Linked DNA regions of Homo sapiens: region 1 is linked to region 2. A link is a contact called in ENCODE Hi-C or POLR2A ChIA-PET data. All regions are on one chromosome and are shown on one strand. Each heading gives the region's core, a stretch centred on a gene start or an enhancer-like site at or near the end of the contact. The rest is flanking DNA. Distances are from core to core; before and after follow the strand shown.

What was found. Hi-C counts contacts between places; a loop is a spot of excess contacts on that map. ChIA-PET counts read pairs that join two places held with the same protein, here RNA polymerase II (POLR2A). Pooled maps may share reads with other maps.
Region 1: a pooled map shows a loop between it and region 2 (5-fold over the local background). The contact joins the promoter of POFUT4 here to the promoter of CFAP70 in region 2. A Hi-C loop is called at or near these places in 8 of 50 pooled maps. POLR2A ChIA-PET finds 5 or more read pairs at or near these places in 2 of 52 experiments (PC-3 and activated naive CD4-positive, alpha-beta T cell).

The regions. Positions count from the first base shown.
Region 1 is chr10:73,770,170-73,775,738 of GRCh38, reverse strand. It overlaps POFUT4 (protein O-fucosyltransferase 4), which reads right to left and starts at 3,463. Exons shown (of 3, transcript NM_173540.3): 1 at 2,698-3,463; 2 at 1,924-2,549; 3 at 1-198. The coding sequence starts at 3,405. The coding sequence ends at 54. It overlaps SEC24C (SEC24 homolog C, COPII component), which reads right to left. Exons shown (of 23, transcript NM_198597.3): 21 at 5,268-5,459; 22 at 4,941-5,030; 23 at 3,578-4,784. The coding sequence ends at 4,644. RefSeq lists enhancers at 2,152-2,201, 2,046-2,576, 2,862-2,971, 3,562-3,741 and a silencer at 3,182-3,231.
Region 2 is chr10:73,355,169-73,360,773 of GRCh38, reverse strand. It overlaps CFAP70 (cilia and flagella associated protein 70), which reads left to right and starts at 1,910. Exons shown (of 28, transcript NM_001367801.1): 1 at 1,910-1,996. RefSeq lists enhancers at 1,716-2,241, 2,086-2,305, 2,242-2,767.

The DNA of each region.
Region 1 (5,569 bases), core at 2,214-4,713, 410 kb before region 2:
GGTAGAATAAGATCTCCTTAGCTCCGCCAAGTTAAAGGCTCTTGCAAGGGCACTTAGAGATGTTGCCTCTTCATGAAGATTTCATGTAGGTAATCCCAAAATTTCGTCTGCTCTGTTTCATTGTTGTGGATCATGGCAGTGAGAGCTTCCCCCTGGTCCAGACCTTGCCAATAATCTTGCAGCCACATCTCTTTCCAACTGAAATATCAAAATGGGGGTTGGATTATGGAACTGCAGCATAGTTATGAGTCCTGCCTTTTTCCGAGTGGGGCCAAAGAAATCTTAAGCAGATACAGTGGTCTCTAACTTGGACAAGACTGCTGTGAAAGGAAGACAAAGTGAAGTAAATCCAATATAAGCCCAAGCGACAGGCAGTAAGTCACAAACACAAAGACATCACACAGACTACCCAATCAATTACGATTCCTGACTTGCCTGCTTCTGGCTCCCAAATGTGGAGGGGGTTCAGAGGCAGGCAAAGCAGAGGCCAGACTGGAAGTGGCAGTCTCCATAAGGAAAGCAAGGGGGCAGGGGTCTTTAGATGATTATCTTTTAAGTTTCACCTTTATGCCAATAATCAAAATGAAGGTGCATCAAAATGAAGTAGCATCCAGTATCTAGAAAAGACATAACCTGAATATTTATTTTCTTAATGTTTCATATTTTTTCATACTTTTCCTCTAGTAAATCATATTATGTTCAGATACAAACAATTTGTAATTAGATACAAATTACTTGGTGAAGGATTCCAACCATCAGGACAAAACTGCCAGCAGCATCTGTTAATAAATGGCCTTCTGCTGCCATCCACTGTCCAAGTCGGTTTCTATAGGCCATTCTAGCAGCCTTACTTCAGCTTAATAATCTTATCACCTCTCCCCCAATAGGTGTGGCTTGCTACAAGTGGTTTCAACATTTTCCCACCCCACACCACACGCTGGCCTTGTTTCCCAGTACCACCACCTTTTGCCACCTACTACAGTAGCCTATTCGCTTCCCTTCTGATGCGCATTGTGCATTGTTTTGTGTGTGTGTGTGTGTGTGACAGGGTCTTACTCCAACCCAGGCTGGAATGCAGTGGCACGATCCTAGCTCACTACAGCATTGAACTCCTAGGTTCAAGCAATCCACCTGCCACAGCCTCCCAAGTAGCCAGGACTACAGGTATGTGCCACCACCCCAGGCTTTTAGTTTTTAAATTGTACAGAGAGGCTCTTATTATATTGTCCAGGCTGGTCAATATATTATATTATATATTATATTGTCTCTGGCCTCAAGTGTTCCTCCCCCCTTGACCTCCCAAAGTGCTGGGATTACAGGTGTGAGCCACCGTGCCCGGCCATGCCTAGTTTTTCTAGTTACACAGGCAGTGTGTCCCCACCTGCACCAACTACATGGGGCTCATCCTCAGCACAGCCGCTTAAAAAAAAAAATTATGGCTGGTTAACAGGTGTAACCCCTGACTACTGCAGAAAAGCCTCTCTAAAAGTGCTCTTCTCTACTGCCCAACCCCATTTCCACTCTATAAAAGGTGCTCAAATAGCTGAGTTGATTTTTAGTGCAGTGCAAACTCCTGAACCTGGTATTAATGATATTTATAGCCTTGTCCCTATTTATTTGCCCCATTTTCTCTCTCCCCTGTCTGCACAGGCCCTGTACTCTGGTTCAATCTTTTTGAACCACTACTGGAAACATTGTTCACATAAGCTGATTTTCATACGTTGCCTTGAATTATATTTTACATCTATTCAGCTTTTTCAGCTTGTCTTATCCCCCCAACTAGACTGTTGACACCTTAAATACAGAATGAGCCCATGTGATAATTTCCTCCTGCACCTGCTCAGCACCTAGTGCTACTTAATTGCCCACAGTAAGCAAGTAAGTAAATGATTTGATAGCTGCAGGGGACCCCAGCACTCTTACCTGTCATTCTCAGGAATCTCTTCCACATTGCCAAAGCCAGGTGTGGGCACTGGGCAGTCCATGTGTGAGGGCTGGGCAATGTGGGGCTCAAAGACGGGGCTGTCCCCGGGAGAGGCCGCGTGGGCTTTCTCGGCATCCAGCCGAGCCAGTTCGTAGTCACAGACGAAACACTCGAAGCCGTTGAGGTAGTTAGGCAGCAAAGGATCATTCACTCCCCACTCCCGATGCTTCAGACTATCCAGAAGAAATTGGTTGGTGATGCCCCCAGGTTGCTTGTATGCCAGGTATTTCATATACTCCTCATCATTCTTGTCCAGAAAGTCAATAAACTCTGCCAGCTTCTGAGGAGACTCAAAATCATCAATCAGGATGACGGAGTGATTGTTCGGCATCCAGTCCCTCACAGAGGGAGAACCGCGGTACACGGGCACAGCGCCCAGGTGCATGGGACGCCACAGTTTTTCTGTCATGTAGTCGTTACAGATGGCATTTTCCAGGGCCAAGTGGAACTTATAGCGGGACAAGAAAGCCAAGAGCTCTGGATCCTCGGTGGTGGCCGTGGCTGTGTCCTGTAGCCGCGCGGTAGGCAGCTCCCGATTCTGCAGGCATTTCCCGTAGGAGTCTACCTAGACCGGGTACAGTAAGGCTGTCATGAGGGTGCGGCCCTGGAGGCCTGGACACCTGGAGTCCTGGACACCTGGAGTCCTGGACACCTGGAGTCCTGGCCTCAACCCGCCCTCTCCTTTTCCTTCCCTCCGGCCCGCCCTCACTCACCGGGATGTGGCGCATGAGCTCGCGCACGTAGCGGTCCCGGTCCGCTGGCACGTCGCAGTGTGACTGCAGATAGAGCAGCGGCGCGTAGCCGCGGCGGCGCCACTCCGCGCGTTCCATGGGCGGAGGCACCGGGCGGCGCAGATAGGCGGTCCCGGGCAGCCACTGCAGCGACAGCGGGTAATCCGAGTGGCGACTGAAGGTGGAGGTAAGATTGAAGAGGCGGATGCCCGGGCCGTGGCTCAGCAAGAAGTTGTTGAGGGGCGACTCCTCGTGGAGGAGCGCCCAGCTCTGGTGCGCCAGGCGCGGCAGCGGGGCGGCCGACGCGCGGAAGTCTGTGCCGTAGAAGAGCAGCGCGCGCGTCCGCGAGTCCCTCAGCGCTCGGCGGTTCCGGGACGCCACGCACGCGCCGCGCGCACACTCGATGCGCTCCGAGTCTCCCGGGAAGTGGGGGAATAGCCCTGGGCTCCACCACAGCAGTACCGGCAAGTCCCCCGCCTCCTCCCTCCCTGGCCGCGGCGTCCCAGAGCTGCGCGTCACCCCCACTGCGCCCAGCGCCGAGGGCGGCCGGAAAACCGCGCCATCCCACGGTTCCGCCCACTCCGCCTCCCCGCCGGCCTCCCTCTCCGCTACGGACCCATGGCCGCTGGCTGCACAGACACTGAGCACCCCTAGAAGGACCAACACCACCCTAATGGGGCCGGCCGCCATGTCCACTCCGGCAGCCGGCGCCCCCTCGGCCAGCACCGACCCCGCCCAGCGGATAGTCGTGACCGGACGAGGCCCTACGCCACGGGGGCACGTGGCGCATGCGCAGCTCGCTCAGCCGACGGCCAGGACTAAAAGCAAAGTGAGCTTTCGGGAGTAAAGATGAGGCTAATGGTTACATCTTAATTTATTTTATTTCTTTACAAATTAAAGATGCATTGAAAAATAAACCAATGAAGAGAAATGAGAGGTCCAGAGCAGGGGCATCCCAGGTGGGGAGCAGGCAAGCCTGGCCACCATCAAGCCTAGCCCTTGTCCTGCCCCCAAGCCAGTTGGGGTTGGAAGATAACTGTCAGCCACTCAGTCAATACCAAAGCCCAAGCGGTGTCCCAGCAGGAGAGAACGGCGCTCCAGCTGCCTCTGCCTCTCTCCCCAACAACCCCGGGCCTGGAGAAGCAGTGTTTCTCGTGGGAGCTCAGAGTGGGATGTGAACTGGCTCTGTGAGGTATTGCAAGTTGATGACCAGGCTCCCTAGGCTCCCTACAGAACCATCCAGTGTTGGGGCCTCTCCAGCTGGAAAGGAAGCTGGTACCTCTACCAGATCTTAATATATTTTGCAACTCAGTTCTCCGGTCACCTCTGACAGTGTGCCTCTCTATCCACGGAGTGATCATCAATCATTGCAGGAGAGAGCGAGCGAGCAGTGAAAGCAGAGAAACTTGACTGCTAACCTCCAGGCCCAAGAAGGACTGACCACTTTTCTCTCCACCACCTATGGGCTATACCCCAGCTCTTGTGCACCTATATGTTTTATCCCTAATATAGGAAGTTGTGGATGACACTGAGCCCCCTGTAGTAACCTTAGGATCCCCACTCTTTCCTGCCTGCCCCTCTCCTCTTGGGAGACTGGTCCAAAGGGACACATAATATTGCCAGGGTCTGGGTGCCTCCAAACCCCCAATACCGAATCATATACAGTGAACTGAGAAGCTACATTCATTATGACAGGATTAGCAGGAAAAAGAGGGTAGAATGAGGGAACAGGGGCACCTTCCATCAGCAGGACATGACAGAGTGGCAGGATACTTGAGCCCAGAAAGAAGGTGTCTCCTTATATCTCCCCCTCCCCCCAGAGAGACTGAGGTCAGCTTACATAAGATATGTTACTGTCCCAATTTCTCTGACATCCTGGGGTGCTTTCTGGAAGCTAGCCTGGGCCCTATGCCATTTACCCACTTGCTTTAGCTCAGTAGCTGCCGAATCTCCTTGTGCATATGACAGAGAAAGTCCACATAAGATGCTCCCCCACTCAGACTCTTGTCTTCCACCAGGAAGTGCTTGAACAGCATCTCCATCTTGTCTTCCTGTTTCACCACGGTAAGCTACGGCCAGAATTCAGGGTTCATAAGGCAAGGCCAAAGGAAATTAAACATGCCCAGAAATCTCATTAGGCAGTCACTTACTCATTCCCCACCCAACCCCCACTTCTAGGTGAGGACTTGACAAGGTAAGAAATCCAGGGTTCAGATCAGTGTTACCTTCATGTACCGGGATCTCTGTGCCCGTAAGCTATCAATGAGGCCTCGAACCTTCTTGGACAGTGGATTATCCAGAACTGGCAGAACACTCTAGAACACAAAATTCATTTATCCTTATGGTAAGGCACTCTGAGTTCAGTCAAGGTGGGGCAGCATACATGTATGCATCATCTGAAACAGGCAAACCTGGGAAGAATGACAGCAACTGCCCTTGTCCCCAAGTGTTCCCTGATATTTGAGGGTACTAGCACACTAACTATATTGGCTCCCAATTGTTTCACAAAGTATACTTCCACACCCATATTCTCCTTGACTCCCTGCCCTCACCAAACCACTGGTGATCTGACTGAAGGAGGAGACGCTGAAAAGGCTCTGGACAACACCCTGTTGGACGCTTGCTCCCACCCAGAGGAAGAGGTTGAGCCCATTCTCCAGTAAATATATATCCCCATTGCTTAGACGCTCTTCAGAGGCTCGAACTGCTGGTGGTTCGGTAGTACTCTCAACGGGAGACTTTGTCTAGACAAAAGGAAGGGAGCAAAAGGTTACCAAGGACCATAAGACAAGTCTGCCCCCCCGCACCACACACAAAATTTTGAAAGCTAAGTCCTCAGACACCACCCCTTCTG
Region 2 (5,605 bases), core at 661-3,160:
AGCTGTCTCAGTGCAAATTCACCCAAAACTCTCACTTGGGAAAAAAAATCCAGAGAGAAATCCTTACTCAGTAGTGCCACAGTAGTTTTATTTTGAGAACCTTTATTACCTGTAACACTGCAACTTTCAAAAAATATTTCTCAATATTTATAATGTTTCTTTATTCATATAAATAAAAATTTTAAAATTTGACTCTGGTAACTATTTCCTAAGCAAAGGGCTTCCCAGGGAGAGTGGTTATGCGTGTGTATATATTTTAATTGTTTTGAAATGATCTCGAATGTATAGAAAAGTTGCCCAAATCGTGTAAGGAAGTCCCATGTCCCCTGCACTCAGATTCCCAAATAGTTAACACTTTATTGCACTTGTTCCATTGCTCACTGTGTGTGTATGTGTGCAGGTGTGCATGCATGTGCATATGTGTGTGTACATGTGTATGTATCCCTTGTTAGTCTTTTTCTGGACCTTTTGAAAGTCAAGAGAGCAAATTGAAGAGATGGTGTCTCATCACTCCTAAACACACTAGTGTTTATTTTCCCCTAAACAGGGACACTCTCCTACCTAACAACAAACAAACTTCCACATCAGGAAATCAATATTGGTACAACACTACCATCCAATTCAGATGAGATTGGGCATGTTCGGGGTGGTATGCGATTCACAGAGCTAATTCACATTTTTCCCACCGTCCTAACAATGTTGTTTTCCTTTCTGGTCCAGAATGCTATACAGAGATACATATTGAATTTAGTTGTCATATAACCTCAGTCAGAGACAGTTCCCAGTCTTTCTTGTCCTTGGATGGTCTACAACCTGAGTTCCTTTCATGGTAGGAAAACCAAAAAGGATGCTTTGTGTGTGTGTGTGTGTTTTTTTTTAGTGTGTTTCACCAGGAGGCTCACAATGTAGACTCCTCCCAACACTGGTGATGTTAACCATGATCACCTGATCATGTTGGTTGCGTCCATTCACTGTTTCCCCCTCTGTAATCAAGTAGTATTCCATGGAAGCATTCCAAAATCACGCCAGTATTCTATGCCTCATAGAACATCTACCCACCAGCCTTAGCGTCCATTGAAGACTCCTGCCTGAGTCATCCTCCTCAGTAGTTGTCAAATGGTAGTTCTCTATTTCCATCCTTCTCGCTACACTTCTGGGTTGGCATCCTACTTTGAAAGAGTTTTCCTTTTTCTCTGTATCAACACGGACTTGCATATTCCTATTTTATTCAATGGGTTGTAATCCGTTATCGTCGTTGTTTACTTCATGCTCAAATTGTCCCTTATTTGGCCCATGGGAGTCCCTTCAAGCTGGCTCTTAACACTGCAACAATTTAAAGTATATATACTGCTAAAATTCATCCGTGTTGTGTGTATGGCTGCAGTTCATTAACTTTGACTGCTTGTAATATGCCATTTTGTGAATATGCCACAGTTTATTGGTCCACTCATCCACTATTCCTTCGACGGGCACTTGGGTTGTTTCCAGGTTATTGCTATTGTGTTTTGCTATTCTAGCTCTTTAATGTTAAATTTTGAATATTAAAAATTTGTATTAACATCATAAACTTCAGGTCTGTTTATTGTACAAATATTGAGCACCTAGAAGCAGGGTCATTTTGCACTCTCATCAACAGGGCGTGACGGGCTCATTTAAAAAATATTGCATATTTCACGGAGAAATATTTAAATGATGTTTTCAAATCAGTTTAATAAAGGCCTTTTTCTTTAAACTTCCTTTTGCTTTTTTCCCTCCTATTATAGAGAAATATTGAAATCAAAGAGTCGAGAAAGCAAAATGTAAAGGTGGAAACCTATGCACTTAAACCCAACTCTTGGCAAGGTAAAGCATCCGCGGAAACAGCAGGCTCTCGAAGTGAGGAGGCTGCAGCCGGCGCTAGGGCGCAGGCGCAGAAGCTCAGCGTCTCGCTCCCTGCTCCCGGCCCCAGAGGGTTATCGCGAGTCTTGGAATAAACTTGCTCGTGCGATGGCCAAAAGTAAGTTCTCGCGAGAGGTAGTTGGTTGCTATAGTTGTCAAAAACATAACTGAGGCTGCTGCAGGTAAGACAGTGATCCCTCCTGAAGAAACTCTCTCTTCCCGGCCTCCCCACCTCAGCCCTGCGGCCACACCACAGCCGTCACCCCGATCTTCTGCTCCCTTAGCTAAGGCCAGGCTGAAAACCCCGATATTTAGACCGAAAAGCCGCTGGCCCGGCCAGGTGCGGACTCTGCCGCCAACCCCAGCCCGGCGACCTCCACAGGAGCGCGGACGTAGACCTTCCTTTACCGCTTCTCGTCGGAGGCCTCCTCATTCTGCGCTGACTGCGCTTGTCCCCAGACCAGACTCAGTCACATCGCCTCCTTCGTCTAACCTTTTTCTCACTGGACTCTCCCCTTGCAGCTTCTTCCGAGCAGATGACAAGAAATGCGTGCCTTGCCGGGGGCAACAAGAGTCCCCACCCTAGCTGCCCTGACTATAACTTTAGTCCTATATCTTGCATTCATAATTCAAACACGACGCGAACGCCTGTTGTGTACAAGACATGGTGCCAGGCACTCTGGGCCCGTAAATATGCGTGAGACAGGTTACATGCCTTCAAGGGTGTAAATGAGCTCTCAGGACAAACGCTGCATATTAATAATACCATTTGTGCAGTGCTTCATACTTAAAAAGCTTTAATATCTTAGGGGATATTCACAATAAATGTGAAACAGGTTGGAAGTTATCCATTTTACAGAAGGTGAAACTGAGGCTTAGAGAAGTTAGGCATTTGCCTAGGGGCACATAGTTGTTAAGTAGGAAAGGTCTTTTGAATACCCAGTCTTCATAAACAGGACAGCTTGTGGTAATGCCACAAAAGACGTGTAAAGTGCTAAATGAATTCAGAGGAAAGGCAAGTTTTTCCGACTGGGAAGCTTCATGGACTAGGAAGCATTTGAGCTGGATTTTAAAGGATGAGTAGGATTTGCTGTAGAGACGGAGTGAGGAGAAAGGGAGAGATAATTCCAGGGGGAAGGAAAAATGCAAAGGTTCAAAAGCGACTAAATGCAGGTAATCTTTGAAAAATACTAAGCAAGAGCATAAGCTAGAAGAGGGGAGTTGACTGGCACTGCAAGATCCTAGAAAGCCCTGAATGTAGTACTACATTTAACTACAGTTAAACTGTAGTGTTACAGTTTATTTGGTAGGTGAGAGGGAACAAGACAGTGATACGATCAGATCTGTACTTTAATAAGGTATTTATCTGCTTGTCTCTTCTCATTTTCTCCCTATTTCTTCTTACTCCACCACTGCAAGCTACTTGCTACTTGCTATGTGTGTTGTTTTGCCTCTGAACGTTTTAAAATCTGTTCCCTTTCTTGGAATATCCTTCCCTTTATTAAGACATAGTTCCAGCGTACTTCCTCCAAGATTTTCCTGGCATGCATATGTATTCTCAAATCCAGCTAGGTCCCAGCTTCATTCAGCACTTCCTTGCTGTATGACTGCTGGTAAGATAACAAACTTCTCTGAAGCTCAATTTTTTTCAATCAAATAGAGATTTAAGAATCTCTTAGAAGGGAGGCTACATTTAAGATAATAAATGCGAAGCACACTTGGCACACTGGCTATAATCAGTTAATTTCCTTGCTTCTCTCATTCTTTTTATTTGTAAAAGAAAAAATAAATTTCCACCCCCCTTTTCCTCCCTGTGTGTTTCACTCCTCCCTTCTTTCCTCTGTCAGAGCACCTGTCTCACAGATTATGACTCCTGGTCTAGTTACACGTCTCTCGTCCTCACTAGATTTTAAATTTCTTGAGGTTAGAGAGTTCACATCTTATCTCTTGTATCCTCAGCACCCATCACAGTGCCAAGCTTAACAAGTTTTTTCAATGAGCAATTCTGACAAAAGCAGGATGAATTAGAGTGAGAAACTGGAGTCAGAGACACCAGTTAGGAGGCTTTTGTTACAGTCTAGCAGAAGGGTAATGAAGGCCTAATGCCATATTATTGAAAAGGAAAGAAGACTGATACAAAAGGGCATTTCAAATGTACATTTGACAAAGAAGTTGTCAGTGCCACTAAAGCCCTTAAAGAGCCCAGAAATATGTTGTTGAACAAATGATTTGACACTTTTAGGTGACTGGAAAAATGCTGGAGTAGCTGAGAAGAGGCAGGATAATTATAAAGTCTGAAGGCTGTAAGATGTTGTTTTCTCTTTTGTATCACCAAGTACACTTAGCATAGTATGTCCTCAGTAAATGTTTGAATTGAGTTAGAAAATAAGGCCTTTTCAACAGGCACAGTGGCTCATGCCTTTTAATCCCAGCACTTTGGGAGGCTGAGGTGAGTGGATTGCTTGAGCCTAGCCGTCGAGACCAGCCTAGACAGCATGGTGAAACCCTGTCTCTACAAAAAATACAAAAATTAGCTGGGCGTGGTGGCGCATGCCTGTAGTCCCAGCTACTCAGGAGGCTGAGGTGGGACAATCACTTGAGCCTGGGAGGTTGAAGCTGCAGTGAGCTGTGATCACACCACTGCACTCCAGCCTGGGTGACAGAATGAGAGCCTGAAAAAAAAAAAAAGGAAGGAAGGAGAGATAAAAGACCTTTTCCAAAAAACAAATATCCAATTTATTATCGAAATTGTTTGTGCCCTTAGTATTGTAAAATTGACAGTATATCTGACTAAATAAGAAATACATTAAGACCTTTTCCAGTGGACTACCATTTTGTGTGGCTGCTTCTTTCCTGCTCTCAAAATATATTTTTGTAAAACTGAGAAGTTAAATAATGTTTGAAGGGAGCTTTGCAGATTAAAAAAAACGGTTACCAGAGAACACTGTGAACAGTGTATGGCAGCAGTCCCCAACCTTTTTGGCACCAGGGACCAGTTTCGTGGAAGACAATTTTTCCACAGACTGGGGGCAGCGGGGATGATTCAACCACATTACATTTACTGTGCACTTTATTTCTATTAGTATTACACGGTAATATATAATGAAATTTTTTTGTTTTGAGACGGAGTCACTCTTTTGCCCAGGCTGGAGTTCAGTGGTGTGATCTCAGCTCACTGCAACCTCTGCCTGCCGTGTTCAAGCGATTCTCCTGCCTCAGCCTCCCAAGTAGCTGGGACTTACAGGCATGTGCCATCACACCTGGCTAATTTTTGAATTTTTTAGTAGAGATGGGGTTTCACCGTATTGGACAGGCTGATCTCGAACTCCTGACTTGGTGATCCGCCCGCCTCGCCTTCCAAAGTGTTGGGATTACAGGCGTGAGCCACCGTGCCTAGCCTATATAATGAAATATTATACAACTCACCATAATGTAGAATCAGTGGGAGCCCTGAGCTTGTTTTCCTGCAGCTAGACAGTCCTATCTGGGGGTGATGGGAGACAGTGACAAATCAGGCATTCGATTCTTATAAGGAGTGCACAACCTAGATCCTTTGCATGCATCAGTTACAATAGGGTTCGCACTCCTGTGAGAATATAATGCTGCCACTGATCTGACAGGAGAGAGAGCTTAGGTGGTAATGCAGGTGATGCAGAGTGGCTGTAAATAGAGATGAAGCTTTGCTTGCTCGCCTGCTGCTTACCTCCTGCTGTACAGCCCAGTTCCT